Regions from separate parts of the Homo sapiens genome. Here region 1 is linked to region 2. A link is an interaction called in ENCODE POLR2A ChIA-PET data of the cell type or tissue named here. Cell type or tissue: CD4-positive, alpha-beta T cell. All regions are shown on one strand. Links, peaks and the distances in the headings refer to the core of each region. The heading gives the core; the rest is flanking DNA.

The links. Peaks named below come from ENCODE experiments on the same cell type or tissue, not always from the same donor. Only the 100,000 strongest peaks of a DNase experiment are listed, where the experiment ranks them.
Region 1: POLR2A ChIA-PET joins it to region 2 with 6 read pairs; 9 of 35 experiments call an interaction of 5 or more read pairs at or near these places.

The regions. Positions count from the first base shown.
Region 1 is chr11:394,866-400,228 of GRCh38, reverse strand. PKP3 (plakophilin 3) reads right to left here. Exons shown (of 13, transcript NM_007183.4): 2 at 3,542-3,621; 3 at 2,784-3,415; 4 at 2,567-2,690; 5 at 1,033-1,237; 6 at 88-262. Among named protein-coding and RNA genes, the nearest start is that of PKP3, 3.3 kb to the right of the region's middle. RefSeq lists an enhancer at 3,317-3,846. In CD4-positive, alpha-beta T cell, for the core only: a CTCF peak has its summit at 2,831 (motif pointing right); DNase peaks (open chromatin) are centred at 2,858, 3,096 and 3,608; H3K4me3 peaks cover 1,001 bases.
Region 2 is chr11:267,471-272,833 of GRCh38, reverse strand. No RefSeq gene overlaps it. Among named protein-coding and RNA genes, the nearest start is that of NLRP6, 8.3 kb to the left of the region's middle. RefSeq lists an enhancer at 3,285-3,354. In CD4-positive, alpha-beta T cell, for the core only: no CTCF peak of the experiment used is centred there; DNase peaks (open chromatin) are centred at 3,213, 3,893 and 5,103; H3K4me3 peaks cover 2,542 bases; H3K27ac peaks cover 2,848 bases.

The DNA of each region.
Region 1 (5,363 bases), core at 255-5,254, 130 kb before region 2:
TGTGTGGGCTGCGAACGCCAGGCCAGGCGGAGTCCCCACAGTGACCCGCGCCTGCAATCCCCACCCCGCTGCCCGAGGCTGGCGCACCTGAGGAAGCCGGTGGCGTTGTAGAAGATCTCTGCCTCCGAGGCGTTCTGCTGGATGAGGGGGGGACCCCCAGCCCCCGACAGGGGGCTCAACACCAGGTCTGTGAGCTGCTCCAGCGTGTCTCTGGCCAGGCGGTCCTTCAGGTGGTCGCTGGATGAAAGGTTCCACAGGATCCCTGGAGGACGGGGGAGGCTGCTATCAGCGTCTGCCCTCCAACCCCCTCCGCGTTTCTGGGGATGGTGTGAAGAGGTCCCGCCTCTCCCCAGGGGCTGGCCTGGTGTTCTGTGCCTCACCCACGAGCCCCACTGGGGAGACCCTGGGGTGGCATTTGAGGTGATAGAGCTGGGACCAAGCAAGAGGGGACAAGATGTGGGGGTGGGGTGGTGAGCAGGCCTGGCAGTGCAGGCGGCTCCAAGGAGACAAAACCACAGGACAGGGTGGCCGGGGGTCCAGGAAAGAGGCGGGCAGTGGAGGCCCAAGTAGAAACACGGCCGGCAAAAGGTACAAAGGGACGGAGGGGAACCGAATGAGGTGGAGGGGTCAGAACGGAGGAGAGAGGACAGGCAGAGGAGGGACAGGAGGAGGGGGACAGGCAGAAAAGGGGGACAGGTGGAGGGGGGGACAGGTGGGGGATAGGCAGAGGGGGCAGGTGGAGGAGGGGGGCCAGGTGGGGGGGACACAGAGGGAGGACAGGAGGAGTAGGGGACAGGCAGAGGGGGCAGGTGGAGGAGGGGGCAGGTGGAGGAGTGGGGCAGATGGCGGGCAGGTGGGGGGGTAAGGCAGAGGGGGGGAGGAGGAGTAGGGGGGCAGGTGGCAGAGGGGGCAGGTGGAGAAGGGGGGCAGATGGTGGGCAGGTGGAGGGGGGCAGGTGGGGAGGAAGGCAGGGGGGATAGGCAGAGGGGCGCAGGTGGAGGAAGGACAGGTGGAGGAGGGGACAGGCAGCACCTGTGACATTTTTGCGAAGCTCATCATCCTGCTCCCGCAGTGTCCGCAGCAGCTCGAAGATCCCGTTCTCCTCCACCAGGGCCAGCTTGTTGTCAGCGTTGTCGTAGATGAGGTTGCGCATGGCACCTGTGGCATGGCGCTGCACTTCCTGGTTGGCGTGGTTGAAGAGCTTCACCAGCCTAGGCACGGCCTGAAGGCTGCGGGCCTGCGGGCACAGGCATATGGGGGTGCACAGACGCATGTGGATGGATGCAGACTATGCACCTGTGTGCAGCTGTGTCCAGGTGCGTAGATGTAGATATGCAGGGGATGCAGCCGTATAGGGAGGTGACGGAGGTGTGTGCGGCGGTAGGGAGGTGACGGAGGTGTGTGCGGGGGTACGGAGGTGACGCAGGTGTGTGCGGGGGTACGGAGGTGACGGAGGTGTGTGCGGGGGTACGGAGGTGACGCAGGTGTGTGCGGGGGTAGGGAGGTGACGCAGGTGTGTGCGGGGGTACGGAGGTGACGCAGGTGTGTGCGGGGGTAGGGAGGTGACGCAGGTGTGTGCGGGGGTAGGGAGGTGACGCAGGTGTGTGCGGGGGTAGGGAGGTGACGCAGGTGTGTGCGGGGGTAGGGAGGTGACGCAGGTGTGTGCGGGGGTACGGAGGTGACGCAGGTGTGTGCGGGGGTACGGAGGTGATGCAGGTGTGTGCGGGGGTAGGGAGGTGACAGAGGTGTGTGCGGGGGTACGGAGGTGACGCAGGTGTGTGCGGGGGTAGGGAGGTGACGCAGGTGTGTGCGGGGGTACGGAGGTGACGCAGGTGTGTGCGGGGGTAGGGAGGTGACGCAGGTGTGTGCGGGGGTACGGAGGTGACGGAGGTGTGTGCAGGGGTACGGAGGTGACGCAGGTGTGTGCGGGGGTAGGGAGGTGACGCAGGTGTGTGCGGGTGTACGGAGGTGATGAGGTATATGTGGGGGTAGGGAGGTGACGCAGGTGTGTGCGGGGGTACGGAGGTGATGAGGTATATGTGGGGGTAGGGAGGTGACGCAGGTATGTGCGGGTGTACGGAGGTGATGAGGTATATGTGGGGGTAGGGAGGTGACACAGGTGTGTGCGGGGGTACGGAGGTGACGGAGGTGTGTGCGGGGGTACGGAGGTGACGCAGGTGTGTGCGGGGGTACGGAGGTGACGCAGGTGTGTGTGGGGGTATGGAGGTGATGCAGGTGTGTGCGGGGGTACGGAGGTGACGGAGGTGTGTGCGGGGGTATGGAGGTGATGAGGTATATGTGGGGGTACGGAGGTGACGCAGGTGTGTGCGGGTGTACGGAGGTGATGAGGTATATGTGGGGGTACGGAGGTGATGCAGGTGATACTGGTGTATCCAAATTGTATCCTTCTGCTCTTCCTCTGCTGAGGGGGCTCCAGACAGAGTGGGGTCTACCCAGTCAGCTTGGGGATCATGAGGGGTGCTCAGTGAGCAGAGGACAGTGGGAGGTGGTGGGGCCCACGAAGGAGGTCACCAGGGGGCAGCGAGTGGGTGGTCGGGGTGGTCACCTGCTTCTTGGCGGCTGCATCGCTGTAGCACTTGTGCTGGATGTAGGCCGCTCCCAGCACCTGCAGGTTGGGGTCTGAAGCCATGAGGTACTTGACTGCTGAGGGCAGGTCAATGTCATCAAAACTGCGGAGCCAGGGGTCAGGGGTCAGGCTAACTTTGGGTTCAGGCTGGGCCCGTGGTAGAAGCCCCCTCCCTGAGCCGGGCCCAGCCGCTCACCCGCTGCTGAGTCTCTGCAGGGTTCGGTGGCTACCGTAGCTGTTGAACCCATGCACGTCCGGCAGGTGGCCCGAGTCAGCCAGGCTGAGGCTGAGGCTGCGCACAGATGGCGCTCGAGCCACTGGCTCCAGGACGGCCCCCGGCACTGCCCCGCCTACCCCGCGGCTCCGGTGGCTGCTCTGGAATCGCTGCAGGGTCCGCACGGCAGGGGCACGGATGGTCCGGCTCGGGGAAACCTCAGTGGCCTCGGGCCAGTCCAGCCCCCCTGCCCGGCTGGAGCTGGAGCTGGCCTGGCGCTCGTACGCAAAGGCCCTGTAGGTGGAGGTGGCCGCGGGCTCCAGCTGCTCAGACACCAGGCTGTAGCGGTCGTCCAGGCCCCCGGGCCCCAGCCGCAGCGAGCGCAGGGAGAGTGTGTCATAGTCGGCCCGGCTCCCAACCCCACCGCGCTCATGGAAGGACACGGGCCTGGTGGGCATGGGAGGGGTGGGCTGGGCACCCCCGTACCCAGCGGCCCCAAAGGCGCTGCCCCCGTTGTGGGCTGAACTCAGCCTCCGACTGCAGCTCAGATCCACGGCGGAGCGGGAGGACCAGGAGGCTGGGCTGTAGGCCGGCTTGGCGATGGGCCGGAAGCCCTGTGGGTCGAGAGGGGGCGGTGAGGGCGTGCCTGGGCTCACCTGTGTCCGGGCCCGCTGCAGAGCCTCCCACTCTCCAGACTGCAGAGCTCAGATCGTCCCCCTCGGGCTGGGCCCATCGCTCACCGAGGTCTTGTCCCCACTCAGGCCCTGAGAGCGAGAGCTGAAGCCAGCCTGCAGGGTGTGGTACTGCCCCCTGGATGTGCCTGTGGAGAGGGACGGTGGTAGCCCAGCTCTGCCACACAGCAAAGCACTGGCCTCCTGCCTCCTCTCCACCACTCCATCGCTATTGGCAACCCTAGGAGCAGCCTCCAATCCAGGGCAGGGAGGCCAGGGGGGCACCAGGGCCAGTGCCTCCCCATTCCTGCCATGGCTTGGTCTCCTCACATGTCAGCCCTGGTGGTCCATCTTCCACAGCCCACCCCCCAGCTGTGCCTCCTCTACCCGAGAGGGCAGATACGCTCACCCACTGACCTCCTGGTCGCCAGGAGGAATGTGCCAGGGCCTCTGACATCAGTTCTCCAATCCTTGCCATGGTACAGTGCCCAGCCTCCTCCAGGAAGCCAGCCTGGCCTGCCCCGGCCCACACTGACTCCTTTTGAGCCCCTCCTGTGCCCAAACCTCATCTGTGCCCGGTCACAGGAGAGTGACACTGTCTCCCTGGACCAGTATGCCCTGTTGCAGTGCCCTGTCCCACCCGGCAGAGCCTGAGGCAGGGGCCACACCCACCCCGTCCAGCCACACACACGCCAAGGGCAGCTGCGTCAGCCCGACTCCACAGTGAGTGGACAGACAGGTGGGTGGGCAGAGGGTGGAGGGCGGAGGGTGGATGGAGGGACAGGCAGGAGGAGGATGGGAGGGCTGCTGTGACTGCTGGAAGGATGGACAGAGTGGTGGATGGAGGGGTGGGACAGCCGTCGACGACAGGGTCCCATGGTTGGATGGTGAGTGGGCAGAGGGATGGACTCGTGGATGGGTGCAGAGAGGATGGGCTGATGGTGGGGGCATGAGAAGGCCCACCAGAGCGACCTGGCTGAGGGGCTCAGGGTGGGGTGCAGGGAAAGGGGCCGTGGCCCTCCCACAACTCTGCCCAGAGCTGGATGCTCTGTGGGGGACACCCCCATGGCAGAGGCCCCAGGTTCACCCTGGTTAATGGGGCTTCTGGGCCGGGGCTATTAACCCTCTGACGCTCGTGAGGCCCAGCCCGGAGTGGGGGCACGCCCCAGCCTGGGGACCTCACCCCCACCCCCCAATTATAATCCACCTCCCTCTAATTGGCAGGGCAGCCAGGGTGGTAATTAACCCTTCCCTCACCGTCCTCCACCCCATGACCCCTGGGCACCCGACTTGGTCACCAGCAAGGCTGAGGCCCCTGGAGGGAGGACCCCACAGTCCAGGCCGCCGGGCCGGCCCCTCCGCTGGGCGACCTTCACTTCCCCCTGGCCAGTGGCTGGAGGCCAGTCCTGGGGAAGGCCCCTCTAAACACCAAGTGGACCATGATGAACTGGCATCTGGGTCCCTGGCATTCTGGGAGGTCCATCTTACTGTCTAACCTTAATCCCTGTTGCTGTAGCCTGGGAAGGAGGAAATGGCGTTCCTAGAACCACTGCCTTCAACTCACAGCGTCTGTGCTCCTGTCACTCACACTCACACGCATGCACACACACTCGCGTGAGTGGGGCCAGGATTCCGCCACAGGTGGGTCTGGCTGGCACCGAGGGGTGCTCCTCCACCTGCTGTTCCCACAGAGAAATCTAGGTCACTCCAGCCGGGCCCTCCCCTCTAATTCCTCAGGGAGCCCCTGGTCCAGACAGGCCTGGCTTTCCTCCAGGACTTCCAGCACCCCCACACCTCTCCCCGCTTTCCCGTTCTGCTCATTCCCGTGAGGTATGGGAGGAGCGTGGGTGTCTGGGTGTCCCTGAGACCCTATGTGAGTCTGTGCTACCGG
Region 2 (5,363 bases), core at 277-5,276:
CCTGCTTGCTGCCAACCCGAGGTCCATCTTCCCCTCTTCTTACCGACAGAACCCTGTGTGTGTGGATCAGCAAAGTGCTTCCCCATAAAACTTTGCAGAAGGTGACCTTGGGACACAGTCTGGGCAATGAGGGGAAAGGGAGCCTGCTGGGTGGGCTTGGGTGGTGGGTGGAGCTGCCACGGCCGTTGGCTCTTGGCCTCCCTCCGTCTTTGTCCTCTTGGACATGGACACAAAACTTGGAGGTCCACGAGCAATGCCCAGGCCCAGGAGCCAGAGGAGATGACTCTGGCAGCTGGGAGGCCACCTCGGGGCTTTGTTCTGGGAGAACGACTCTCCTGTGGGTTTCGGTTTCATGCGGCCCAAGGCCTTCGTAACTCGTACACCTTGGACCTGTCTCCAAGGCCGCAGGTGGAAGGGCAACGTGCACTTGGCCCCACTTCTGACGCCTCCTTCCACAGCAATGCTCTCTGTGGCCCAATCTTCCACGAAAGCAAACTGTCCTCCAAGGCAGGTGCTGGGCGTCCAGTGCTCCTTAAGGAAGGTCTTTCCCTTCCCCACAGAGACCCAGAGAGAAAGCGCCTCCCCCATGAAGCTGCTGGTCAAATGCTCGTTCCATTGGGCACTCACTGTACCAGGAAACCTGCTAGAGCAGCCGAAGAAAGAAAGGTTCAAACTGGTCTCAAAAGTAAGACGGCCTCAACACGGAAGGGAACCTGGACACAGCTGCAACATGGACGGCCCTGAGGACATTGAATAAGCCAGACACAGAAGGACAAATGCTGTGTGTTAGCACTTACCTGAGGCCCCTAGAGCCTCCGACTCACAGAGAGAGTAGAACAGCAGGGGCCAGGGCTGTGGGAAGGGGATGGGAAATGGGTGTTTAATGGGGAGAGAGTCTCAGTTTGGGAAGATGAGAAAGCTCTGGAGAGGGACGATGGTGATGGGTGAACGATGTGAATGTACTTCATGCACACTTAGCAATGGTTAAAATGGTATATTTTATGTTATATAAATTTTACCACAATTTAAAAAATAAGACAAAAAAAGCCAGTGTATCCATAATCTGATTAATTATTAGCTCAAGTGTTTTCCCGAGATAGGTCAGGAAATCAAAGCCTCTGCTTGTTTCTTCAGGAAGGGCCCCTGGCAGGACCTTGAGAACAGCAATTGATCTGCCCCACCCTGGAGAACAGGGGCCGTAAAGTCTTATCAGGGTCATCATGCCACCAACCCTTGCCACCCTCGGAGAACAGGAGCCCGCAAGGTATCCATCCTGTATCCAATTCCCTCTCAGAGCTGAGCTGCTCAGAACGAAAGCTGTCCCCAAGTGTGGATTAATCGTGGCCGCTGGTGGCTGTGGGGTGTCCCTTCACCAGCCGGGGGCAGCCTCCCTCCCTGGCCCCCAGGCCCTGGTGGTCTTCACTGGGGAGGCAGGGCCTTGCCGCCAGGGCCTCCTGTTGGTGGGGCCTGGTGGAGGGGCATGAGTGGGACTCTCTTTCCAGAGGGGGCTGGGCCCCTCAGCCTCAGAGGCAGAACCCCCTCTTTTGCCTCATTAGGTGGATGAGAGGAGGTGCCTATCTTTGTGGAGCCCCAGGACCTGTCCCCTTTACTTCCAAGGACATAGAGGACAGGAGGCCTGGGAGGAGCAAAGAGCCAGAGGCAGAACTGCCTCCTGGGCATATGACGCTCTCCCTTGGGGCGGAAAATCCCTCTTGCCCTGCAGGGCAGGGGGCTCTCCCAGCTGCCAAGGCCATCAGGGTGGTGACATGGAAGCACTAGGGCCCTTCCTGCTGCACTTCGGGAGCCCACCAGGACCTGGGTCCCGCCTCCTCCTCATTACAGGCCCGGGGACCCTCTGCCTCCCGATCCCCTGTGCTACAGTGGACCGAGCCCCTGCCCCGAGGGTCACACCGCTGCCTGCTGGGAAAGGCAGCTGGCCCCCGTCGGGCTGGCTCTCCCTGGTCCAGTGTGCCCTCCTGGGTAGTTCCTCCTCGCTCACCAGCACAGCTCTGGTGCACACACCCACAGCAGGTCCACACGGCTGCCACACCACCTCCCTTCTCTGCTCAAATGTCTCCTCTCCCGAGGCCTCTGACCACCTGCCTAAGGTACTCCCCAAGTTTACTCTCTTGTGCATTGGTGTCCAGAGGCGGTAAAGCCTGGGGGTCTGGGGTCCTGTGCACCCTGTTGAGTGGGTGGCTGGTCCAGCTCCTGGCTCTGCCACTCACTGGTCACTCTGTGACCCTGGACACACTCTAGGTGAGTTTCTGTGTCTGTGGATGGACGGTTCCTGCTCCCTAAGGTGGTTGTGATCTCAAAGTGGTGATATTAAAACACTAAGAGTCGGGCCTGAGTGGAGCGGGGCCTCCTCCTTCACATAAATCAACTGGAAATGGACCAAGGCTGACATTTAAGAACTAAAACCATAAAACACTTAGGAAAAAATGTAGGGAAATCTTCATGACCTTGGATGATGATGATGATGATTATTATTATTATTTTTTTTTTTTTGAGACGGAGTTTGCTCCATTACCCAGGCTGCATTGCAATGGCGCGATCCCGGCTCACTGCAACTTCCACCTCCTGTGTTCAAGCGATGCTCCTGCCTCAGCCTACCTAGTAGCTGAGATTACAGGCGCCTGCCACCATGCCCGGCTAATTTTTGTATTTTTAGTAGAGATGGGGTTTCACCATGTTGGCCAGGCTGGTCTCAAACTCCTGACCTCAAGTGATCCACCTGCCTCGGCCTCCCAAAGTGCTGCGATTACAGGCGTGAGCCACCGTGCCCGGCCGACCTTGGATTCTTAGATATAACACCAAAAGCATGGGCAATGACAACAACAACAAAAAGATAAATTGTACTTCATCAAAATTAAAATCTTTTGTGCATCAAAGGACACTATCAAGGGGCTGAAGAGATCACCACAGAATGGGAGAAAATGTTTGCGAATCATATATCTGGTAAGGATTCATATACGTAATATAAAAAGGACTCCTTCAAATCAACAACCAAAACCCAAACAGCACAATTTCAAAATGAGCAAAGGACTTGAATAGACATTTCTCAAAAAAAAAAAAAGATGCGAATGACTGACAAGCACGTGAAAAGTTGCCCAACCTCGTTAGTCATTACAAAAATGCAAATGAAAAGAACAGTGAGATACCTTCTTACCTCCACTAGGATGGCAATTATTATGCAACTAAACAAAACAAACATGAAGAAAACAAGTGATGGGAAGCCTCCCATGTTGCTGGTGGGACGGTAAAATGATGCAACTGTTGAAAACAGTTTGTTTTTTCTTAAAAGACGCGGAAGAATTGAAAACAGGAACTGAAACCACACTCGTGTTCACTTTGCTAGTAGCGTTATTCATAACAGTCAAAATGTGGAAGCAACCAAGTGTTCCTAAACAGGTGAACAGACAAACAAAACTCAGTCTATCCGTACAGAGAAATGCGATTCAGGAATGAGAGCCCGACGCATGGGTGAACCTTGGGCACATCACGCTGAGTGACATGAACCTGACACAGAAGGACACGTACTGTATGAATCCACTTCTATGAAATAATTAGAACAGGCAAATCCGTAGAGACTGAAAGTAGATGAGACACGTGACCAGAGGCTGGGGGGACGGAGGAATGCAGAGTTGCTGTTTAATGGGGACGGAGTTTCTGTCTGACGGATAGAAAGGATTTTGGAAATAGTGGTGATGGTTACACAATATTGTGCATGTAACTAACATCATTGAACTGCACACTTAAAAATGATTAAAACAAAAAGAGTTCTGTTACGTCTGATCCTTTGCCACGATTTTTAAATAGCGCCTGCCCCGTGGTCAGTGCCTCCTGTGTTGGCCGCAATGCTGTGCTCCTCACAGCTGGCGCTGACCGCTATTTCCTGCTCTAGGGCGGTAGGCGGCATCTGAGAGCATGAACAAAATGCCCTACCCAGAAGGAGCTACGTCTTTGTTGGGAGACAGAAAATAAACAGGATACATAAATAAACAACACATGGATTAAACAGTGCCAAGGGCGGGGCGCGGTGGCTCATATCTGTGATCCCAGCACTTTGGGAGGCAGAGGCGGGCGGATCACTTGAGGTCAGGAGTTCGAGATCAGCCTGGCCAACATGGTGAAACCCCGTCTCTACTAAAAATACAAAAATTAGCCAGGCGTGGTGGCGGGCATCTGTAATCCCAGCTACTCGTGAGGCTGAGGCAAGAAAATAGTTTGAACCCAGGAGGCAGAGATTGCAGTGAGCAGAGATCACGCCACTGCACTCCAGCCTGTGTGACAGAGCGAGACTGCGTCTCAAAAAACAAAAACAAAAAACAAACAAAAACAGTGCCAAGGACAGAGCAGAGCGGAGAGAGGAGAATAAACGAGGGGGCAGGTCCGCGGTGGGGACGCAGTCAGGTGCAGGGCAGGGCCGTGGTCTGGCAGGAGCTGGCCCACTCAGGACACAGGAGGCCTGGGTGGCTGGGAGAGCCAGGGGGGCCGAGGAGCGGGCAAGGCTCCCTGGGCTGCTGTGGGGCTGGGGAGGGTGTGAGGGAGGGAGACGTCCGGCTCTCCTGAGGGGAAGGGAATCAGAGAGGGGCCACGCTCTGCACATGCGTAAAAAGGGTGGATCCCATGTGGCGTGTGAGATGAGAAGGGCTGAGGCAAGAGGAGGGATGGAAGTGGGGAACTAGAGCGAGGAACAGGGTTTGCAGGTAACGCCCAAGGCCCAGGTATCCTAGTTTGAGAAGCCTATTTACCAGGGAGCTGGGATGGCCGGGACCAACCCGGGCAGCAGCCGTGCAGCCCCTCCTAGTCACCACCCCCAGCCCAAGGAGGGACAGGTGAGGACTTCAAAGGGCCAAGCCCTCCAGCGTCCTCATCAGAAGCTCAGGTGAGGGCACACAACGTGAATTTACCGTTGCACAGTGCAAGCTCCAGCAAGTGAGGCTCAGCAGTGCCCTTGCAGAAGGAAGTGTTTTCCCCCAGCCTTGTCCCCGCTGCGGTGATTCCCCTCAGGGCAAAAAATCACTCCCCGGAGGCTCCCGCAGTCCCCCAGAACCATTCACTGCCCCATCTCTTCCGGGTCCACCCCACGAAGCTTGATCCACTCTCTTCACCCTCCCGGCTCCCAAAACTGTCCAGGGACCCGTGGAATTTCAGGGTCTAACAGCAGCAAAGCACCTTTTGCTCTCAAACTTCTCTGAAGTTCATTCCGCCCTCGGGCTGGCACGATGTCCTGTCCAGCTCCTCCCGCCTCCTCCTCGCCCCTCCCCCTCCTCCCCTCCTCGCTCCTCCCCCCTCCTTGCTCCTCCCCCCTCCTCGTTGCTCCTCCCCTCTCCCTCCCCCTCCCCTCCCTCCTCGCC